Linked DNA regions of Homo sapiens: region 2 is linked to region 1. The links are chromatin loops, found by intact Hi-C in ENCODE. Cell type or tissue: heart right ventricle. All regions are shown on one strand. Each heading gives the region's core, and the rest is flanking DNA. Links, peaks and the distances in the headings are about the cores only.

Region 1 (4,402 bases), core at 216-4,215:
ATAGGAAAAAATAGTGTATAAAACATTTAAACAAAATGATAGAATGTTTTATTTTGATTTTTTTAAGAAAGGATATATACATATATATATATTTGTTTGTTTTGTTTTGTTTTTTTAAGTGGGCTCTGGGAACAGGGTTAGTCCATTAGGGCCTTCAGTGTCCTGGTGGTGATTTTGTCCTTCTCAGTGATGTGGACAATGACTCCCATGCCTGACACGGCATCCCGGTCCACAGCATTCAGCATGGCTTGGAAGATGGTTTCAAACAGCTGTTCTGGATCCATGTTGCACTCCCAGAGGGACTCGCACATTTCATATATTTGTTCTGCACAGGTGCCACTGACCATAAAGTCTTCAGTCACCATGGGTCAGCCAATGAGCTCTAGAGAGCAAATAAAGGGCTTAAAGGTCTTCAGGTCCAACCCAGCAATGACTGGCTCAGTATAGTAGGGGCCAAACGTTTCTCAGACAAGAGGCCTTGGCCACCATGCTCATAGGGTATAAGATTTGACTGCCGACCTTCCTTCAACTCACACAGGTTCAGCCGGAACTTGAGGCACTGGACAACTGTCTCGATGTCAGTGACGAGCCGGGCCAGATGGATATACAGCCGGTCACCCATGGGAAAGATCTGGAAGTCCGTGGTAACCATTTGGGCCTGGATCCCGAAGCGCCTGTCTGCAGCTATAGCCAAACAGCTCTTCTCCTTCATGGCCATGACGGCCCCTCGGTTATGGGACATAATAAACATAATTGTGGTATACTAGCAACCCTCCATCACCAGCGCAATTCCGGTAAACTGGGTCTAGCCTTCCCTTATTTTGACATTTTTAACGCCTATTTTTAACCAATTGTGCCTACTTTACGCCTTTAGAAATGTTTTATCAATAGTTTTATTTTGTAGTCCGCGTGTGGTGGCTCACGCCTGTAATCCCAGCACTTTGAGAGGCCTAGGTGGGAGGACGGCTTGAGCCCAGGAGTTCAAAACCAGCCTGAGCGCCGGGCGCGGTGGCTCACGCCTGTAATCCCAGCGCTTTGGGAGGCTAAGGCAGGCGGATCACGAGGTCAGGAGATTGAGACCATCCTGGCTAACACGGTGAAACCCCGTCTCTACTAAATATACGAAAAAAAAAATTCGCCGGGCGTGGTGGCGGGCTCCTGTAGTCCTAGCTCCTCGGGAGGCTGAGGCAGGAGAATGGTGTGAACCTGGGAGGTGAAGCTTGCAGTGAGCCGAGATCGCGCCACTGCACTCCAGCCTGGGCGACAGAGCGAGACTCCGTCTCGGAAAAAAAAAAAAAAAAAAAAAAAAAAAACAGCTGAGCAACATAGGGAACCCCGCCCCCCACCCGCCGCCGTCTCTACAAAAAAATACAAAAATTAGCTGGGTCGAGTGGCGGCACCTATGGTCCCAGCTACTCGGGAGGCTGAGATGAGAGAATCGCTTGAACCCAGGAGGTGGACGTTGCAGTGAGCTGAGATCGCGCCACTGCACTCCAGCCCATGCGACAGAGCCAGACACTGCCTCAAAAAAAAAAAAAGGAACTTGATCAATAGTGAATATTTCCCAATTGTCAATGCCCTTTTTTTTTTTTTTTTTTTTTGAGACAAAATCTCACTCTGTCTCCAGGCTGGAGTGCAGTGGCGTGATCTCCACTCACTGCAGCCTCCGCCTCCCGGATTCAAGCAATTCTCCTATTCTCCTGCCTCAGCCTCCTGAGTAGCTGGGACTACAGGTGCGCGTCACCACGCCCAGCTAATTTTTGTTATTTTAGTAGGGACAGGGTTTCACCATGTTGGCCAGGATGGTCTCAGACTCCTGACCTCGTGATCCGCCCGCCTTGGCCTGCCAAAGTGCTGGGATTACAGGCGTGAGCCGCCGCGCCCGGCCGTTAGTGCACATTTTTTAAATGCATGCGTGGTAGAAAGGCTACAAGCAGAACACAGAGTGCTAAGTACTTACATTGTTTCCAGCTTTCTGATGTTCAAAATTTCTGAAATTTCTGGTTAAGGTGAGTCAAAAATAAAAATAAGAAGGAGTAGAGTCTGAAAAATGGACCAAAAATTGAAGTTTTGTTTGCTTTTCCCAAAAATCTGCTGTTCTGGAGCCGGTTCAAATGGGGTCATATCGCCCCCGTGTGGTAAATCTCTGAACAGCCATGTTCAACAAGGCGTCCCCCGTCCCTGAGCTGCCTGGGAGACGGTAAAGGCGGTCTTGAACATCTTCTACTGGTCCAAACCCTTCATTCTGCACAGGAGGACGATGAAGTCGAGAAGAACTCATTTAGTTTACCCAAGATCAATTAGTGAATTAATGACTGAGCTAAGACCAGTAATAATATATATCATGTATGGGACACGGCACTGTTACATAAATCACCACCTGATACAAAGTTTAAATAATCCCACTCTGCTGATGAGGAAACTGGGGTGAGAGAAATGAAGTTCCTTGTTCGAGGTCACACAGCCCTACAGCAACAGAGCCAGACCCAAACTTAGTCTATCTGCCCCCTAAGCCAGTGGAACTAGACACTATAAACCCAGCCTCCAAACACAATGCCCACCCCACCTGTCTCTGTAACGTGTCTGCATCTGGGTCACAGAAAGAAGATGCCTTGGAGACACCTGCTCTTATTCCATCATGTGGCAGAAGAGGAAACAAAGGCAGAGAAGAATATGGTTTATCCACAGTCACTAAGGGTCAGAGCTGGGGCTTGATCCCATGACTCCAGGATGCTGGTGTAATGCTGTCTCTAGGACTGTTCCACCAGCCCATCTACTGCAAGTCTATGTGTGGATGTGTGCCTTGTGTTGAATGTGTCAAGGTCCGTGTGAGTGTGTGTGTGTGTGTGTGCATGCGCAGGACAATCCTACCCACAGAAAGAGTAGCCGGGAAAGCCCAGAGTAATCCCCACCAGTAAAGGTAGCTTTTCCAATCAGCACCTGTTCCACAGCAGAGCCATGAAGTCAGAGACAGGGATCAAAGTTTAGGGGAAGGAAGGGGCCATTGGTGATGTAAGGTACCACAACTGGGCCCCTGAGAGACTGAGGGTGCTTCCATGGGTGCAAGATCCCAGAGACTTACTTCACTGAAGTCCAGAGTGCAAAGCTCAGAGGGTCAAATAGGCCACCATGGGATCAGACATTGTACGAATAGGAAGAGTTTAAGCCACAAGCCTGCCTTCCCCAAGACAGAAGCCTCTTCCATGCTCCTGCCTCAGCAGCAGAACTCAGTGTCTCTACAGGGATCCTGGGGGAGGAACAGGCACATTGAGATAGGGGACAAAGATGGTGCAAGAAGTGGCCCTGGCAGGAGAGTGTCAAGCATGGCCAGAGATAGGGGCAGAATTTCCCTGATGCTCCCATGGCAGGGGCTCCCTAAGTGCCAATGAGCTCAAGCCACAGTACCTAAGGGCAAGGTGTGAGGCAGCACAGGACAGAGGCCACAGGTCCTGTGCAAATGTATACCCGTGCACAAGACAGTCCACTCTCACTCCAGATGGGACATCCTCCAAATGGAGAAGGAAGGAATGAAGGAAGTCAAGGTGAGGGAAAATGAACTGAAGAATAACATGAACATAAGAGAAAGGAGACCATGACCACAGAGGTCTACAAAGAAAAAACAACAAGAAAGGGGATCAGTGGCTGTTGGCCAACCCACAAAGTTAGAAGGTGAAACTGGCCTCAAGTTGTAGCTGAAGACATTGCAATTAGACCCAAGAAATTAGAATTGCAGTGGTCTCTTCCCTAGAGATCATGAAAACATATGAGGGAACAGAGCTGCTAGGAGAGGGGGCCCGAAGGTGGGCAGCACTGGGTGGTGTATTCCCACGTAAGTCTAGGGAAGCCATTTACCCTGAACCCTGCAACTTCTTGACTCTCCTGGGCCAAATTCCGGGGTCAGGGAGCGGTTATTTGTTTGGTTTTGGTTTTTTTTCTTGCAGAAAATGTGTGAGCAAAGATCTTACCTGTGCTAAGAGCTCCTGAGAGAGTACTTGAGACAGGGGACTGGGCTCTGTAAACCCCTGAGATCCTTTTCACTCTGAAAGTCTAAGCAATAAACTGTGTACATCCGAATGCAACGTAATGATTAACATGTACTTTCTCCCCACAGATGCTGGGTAAGTTTTAATTAATTCCCTGGGATCAGTCAAGTCTCTCTGTTTCCTTGAGGCCTGCTCCCCAGCTCCACAGCACCCAGTGCCTCTGCCACAGTCATTACCTGCTCCAAATAGGACCATCTCCATGAAGCACAACTGTAATCACAGCCATAATAATTCCACAATTATTTTTGTCCCTCAACATTTAAAAAAAGAAAAGATTTGCAGCCTAGCAATGAATAGAGCACTTGTGCAATTTCATTGCATCATCTCATTTGGCACTCACATCAACCCCAGAGATAAAC
Region 2 (4,402 bases), core at 72-4,071, 470 kb before region 1:
ATCATGTTTTAAATTTTAAAGCTATCTCTTAAAGTGGGTAGATACTCTTGGTGTCGTTTTTAGTTAAATAAAATAATTTTAGTCTTGATAATAAGTATCAGATGATTATGGGACAGAAATTAATTATTCTTAAAGAAGTGTTTAATTATAATTGTCTGAATTATAGAATTCATGCATATAAATAATCCCCCAAAAGACTGGAAACCATATTCTACCTAAAGATAGGAAATGACAACCAGGTGAAAATAAAAAACCCTGCGATTTAAATTTTAGGTGCTCTCTTAAGTACCTTAAGTGTTTAATACCTTCAAATGCAAAAGATTCTGTGTTATGTCATAGATGCGTCTTAAATAATCTAACAAATAATTCAAAATGAATACTATCTGTATGCATTCTAAATCAGTAACCAATTAGAATTCACTTAAATAGCTTCATCAGTGCAGAGTCTTATATTTTTGAAGGCAGTTTATTTCATTTTCAAAAAACTCTGCTTCTTAGAAAATTTTCCTCACATTGAGCAGCGAGGTACTTTCATGTTGCTTCCTCCCATTGTTTTTTGTTATACTCTATGTATCCTTGAGAATAAATCAAACCTCTTGATACATCTGTTAACCGTGTAATGGCAATGACTTCAGTCTTCTTGTATAACATTCAACTTTCATAATGACTTCAGTTACATCTTATCTGTCATGGCTGAATATGACAATACTGGCCACCCTTATGAATGTACTCTACCATATTATCTGGGCCTTTCAAATGAAGCAATACCTAGAATTTAACACAATATTCATTCATTCATTTATTTTACAAGTACTTATTTAGTATGGTTTAGGTCCTTCTTTAAGGATGGGGATATAACCAATAGGCCTTTTGGACTGAACACTGTGGAAATCACTGATGGACATGAGAAAAGCTGATTCTCCTCTCAAGCAGTTTGTGTTATTGGGGAGAGAGATGCCAAAGAGTTATAAATTCTATGGACAAAAATAGAGTTAGACGACAGAAAATGAGTCATATTTGACATGTTCTTCATCTGGTATACACACACAACTGAGCAAAGGAAGGAATAATTCTATTTCTTTGTATAAATTTTAAATTGCTTAAACAAATGTAATACTGTTAATAAAATTGCATTTGTCACATTATACTGAAAGCTAAAATGTCACAAAGTGTCAGGTTTTTTTTAAAGTTTAAAAATGTTCAGACATGAGATCATATGGATACATGGTGGGGAACACCACACACTGGGGTCTGTTGGGAGGGCATGAGGAGGGATAGCATCAGGAAGAATAGCTAATGGATGCTAGGCTTAATACCTAGGTGATGGGTTGATCTGTGAAGCAAACCACCATGGCACACGTTTACCTGTTTTTAATCAGTAACTAAAAATTCTGCCAAACAAATGGGTGACTTGTTTATCTTGTAATATATGAATACTATTTGTTGAATTAATTTGTATTATTTTTGAATTATTCTTAAAAGATGTATGTATTAATATATGACGTTTGATTAAATAATAAAATTAATAAAATTTATTTTCATTCATGAAATTTGTAGGGGAAATCACAGAACAATGTAGTCATATGAAGATATGTCAAACTAGAAGTATAATCTATAGTAAAATTAATCTTTTCTAGAATAATAGAAAGATGGAGAAAAAAACTGTCTCTAGAACTTTAGTTAAAACGTCTTTTGAATTATTATATAGCCATTTTTAGTTACTTATTAAAAACTAACAAACCTGCATATCCTGCACATGTACCCTGGGACTTAAAATAAAAGTTGATACCAAAAAAATAAGTTCAGACATGACATATATTCACATACAATCACTATACGTTCTCTCCACCAGATGGCACTGTTAGGTAGCTTTTCATGGGCATGTCACTATCCTACACTTATGGGGATATAAGCTGCCTCTGAATTTCTTTGAATAGTAGGGTGTATCATTATATAGCAATTTCCTTCTTATAAGGCATTTATTTGGCAATTAGTAACTTAAATTGATTGTATTTTAAAAATTGAAAACGTATAATTTGGTGAAAAATGTGTGAGTGTACAAAATTCTATTTTGGGTAATCATTATTGTTACTAGATTAATCAATATTGCCAGATCAATCAATAAATAATAACAGATATTTGACACCTACTTTTAGGCGATGAAAACTGTATGCAGAAACTGAGAAGACATTATTTTTTGAATCTTTTTAAAGCAGTATTTTAAATTTTCAAAAATTAAAACATAATCACACTGCATGTATTACCACCCTAAAAATGGTATGGACGCTAATCATATGTTTTGGTTTGTGTATTTGGAAAATTTTTCTTCAGTTCAGGGAATCATATCACAAAGAGAACTTTTGCATTATATGATTTTTCCAGCCCTTTCCTTCTGTGGAAAATAGAAAAACCTCATAAAATAAAGTTAAAATCAGTAGGAATTCTGCCAAACAAATGAATGACTTGTTTATCTTGTAATATATGAATACTATTTGTTGAACTAATTTGCATTATTTTTGAATTATTCTTAAAGGGTGTATCTATTGATATATTAGATATGTTTGATTAAATAATAAAATTAATAAAATTTATTTTATTCATGAAATTTGTAGGGGAAATTACAGAACAATATAATCATATGAAGATTTATCAAACTAGAAGAATAATCTATAGTAATAATTAATCTTTTCTAGAATAATAGATGGAGTAAAAAAACCAATTCTCTAGAACTTTAGTTAAAATGGCTTTTGAATTATTATATAGCCATTTTTTAGTTACTGATTAAAAAATCCTTAACTCAGAGTGATGTAAGCAAATGATAAAACAGTAGGAGGAAGTTATTATCTCATGTCACAGAAAATTCCAGTGCATAACTAAAGCTGGGTTCACAGGCTTCTATGACATCATGACTCAAAACTTACACAGTTCTAGGTAGTATTTTCTTCCTATTGATACTACTGCAGAGTTACTCTCTTTGGTTGTGCTACAGCCTCAGAAGATCCACAGTTATATCCTCTCAGGTTCAAATCTAATGGAAAAGATAGCACTTCTATTTTCTTAAGTGAAAATTCAACTTCGTTTAAGTGGACCTGAGTCATGTATCAGACTTTGAGCCAATCTCTTCCGTGAGACCTTGGTCACATGCCTACCCCCATGTTCTCTGCTGCTAACATGTAGTTGGAGAATTGGCAAGGTGTGTTTCTTTAGTGAGAAACAAGGTGAAGGGAGAATGACTGCTAAGGAGTCGAAGATTCAAAAAGTGCCTCTCACATTAGGAGTAATAAGAATGTAGAAACAAAAGCAGAGTAAACATAAATAGAATACATTTCTTCCTTCTCCTTCTCCTTTTCCTTCTTCTTTTTGAGACAGAGTCTCACTCTGTTACCCAGGCTAAAGTGCAGTAGCGTGACCATAGCGCACTGCAACCTGGAACCTCCTGGGCTCAAGTCAAGCAATCCTCCAACCTCAGGCTCCCAAAGTGCTGGAATTATAAGCATGAGCCACTATGACTGGGTGAATAAATGTCTTTATTATAAATCAGGTTAGATGGGTGTCAAGCAAATGTACTGATTTAGTATTTTATATATTTCTAATTTTCTATCAAATTTCTGAAACTCAAAATGCATATCGATTAGTTGATTTTAGGATTGGGGTGGGGTTAGGTACAATAATACCATGTGACTGAATTAATATTCCATGTCTGTGTTTTTTAAAATACATTTATTTTAAGTTCAGGGGTACATGTGCAGGTTTGTTACATAGGTAAACGTGTGTCATGGGGGGTTTGTTGTACAGATTTCTTATTGCTCAGGTATTAAGCCTAGTATCCATTAGTTATTTTGTCTGATCCTCTCCCTCCTCCTACCCTCTACCCTCAGATAGATCCTAGTGTATATTTTTCCCCTCTATGTGTCCATTTGTTCTCATTATTTAGATCCCACTTACAAGTGAGAAGATGTGGTTTTTGGTTTTCTGTTTCTGCATTAGTTTGCTAAGGATAATGGCATCCAGCTCCATCCATGTCACTGCAAAGGACATGATGTTGTTCTTTTTTATGGTTGCATAGTATTCCAAGGCATATATGTACTGTATTTTCTTCATCCAGTCTATCACTGATGGGTATTTAGGTCGATTCCATGTCTTTGCTATTGTGAATAGTGCTGCAATGAACACACACATGCATGTGTCTTTATAATAGAATGATTTATATTCCTTTGGGTATATGCCCAGTAATGGAATTGCAGGATTGAGTGGTATTTCTGTCTTTAGGTCTTTGAGGAATCACCACAATGTCTTCCACAATGGTTGAACTAATTTACACTCTCACCAACACTGAGAGTGTAAAAGCATTCCTTTTTCTCCACAACCTCCCCAGCAACTGTTATTTTTTTAACTCTTTAAT

The links. A loop is a pair of places that touch in the nucleus more often than their neighbours do. Peaks named below come from ENCODE experiments on the same cell type or tissue, not always from the same donor. Only the 100,000 strongest peaks of a DNase experiment are listed, where the experiment ranks them.
Region 2: a loop joins it to region 1, with 9 times the contacts of the local background. A loop is called at or near these places in 14 of 110 quality-filtered maps.

The regions. Positions count from the first base shown.
Region 1 is chr12:55,654,418-55,658,819 of GRCh38, forward strand. It overlaps the pseudogene PSMB3P1. Among named protein-coding and RNA genes, the nearest start is that of OR10P1, 20 kb to the left of the region's middle. RefSeq lists enhancers at 1,907-1,986, 2,076-4,402, 2,107-2,236. In heart right ventricle, for the core only: a CTCF peak has its summit at 2,126 (motif pointing left); DNase peaks (open chromatin) are centred at 1,814 and 2,154; H3K27ac peaks cover 1,436 bases.
Region 2 is chr12:55,187,302-55,191,703 of GRCh38, forward strand. No RefSeq gene overlaps it. Among named protein-coding and RNA genes, the nearest start is that of OR10A7, 32 kb to the right of the region's middle. In heart right ventricle, for the core only: CTCF peaks have their summits at 1,841 (motif pointing right) and 2,041; no DNase peak of the experiment used is centred there.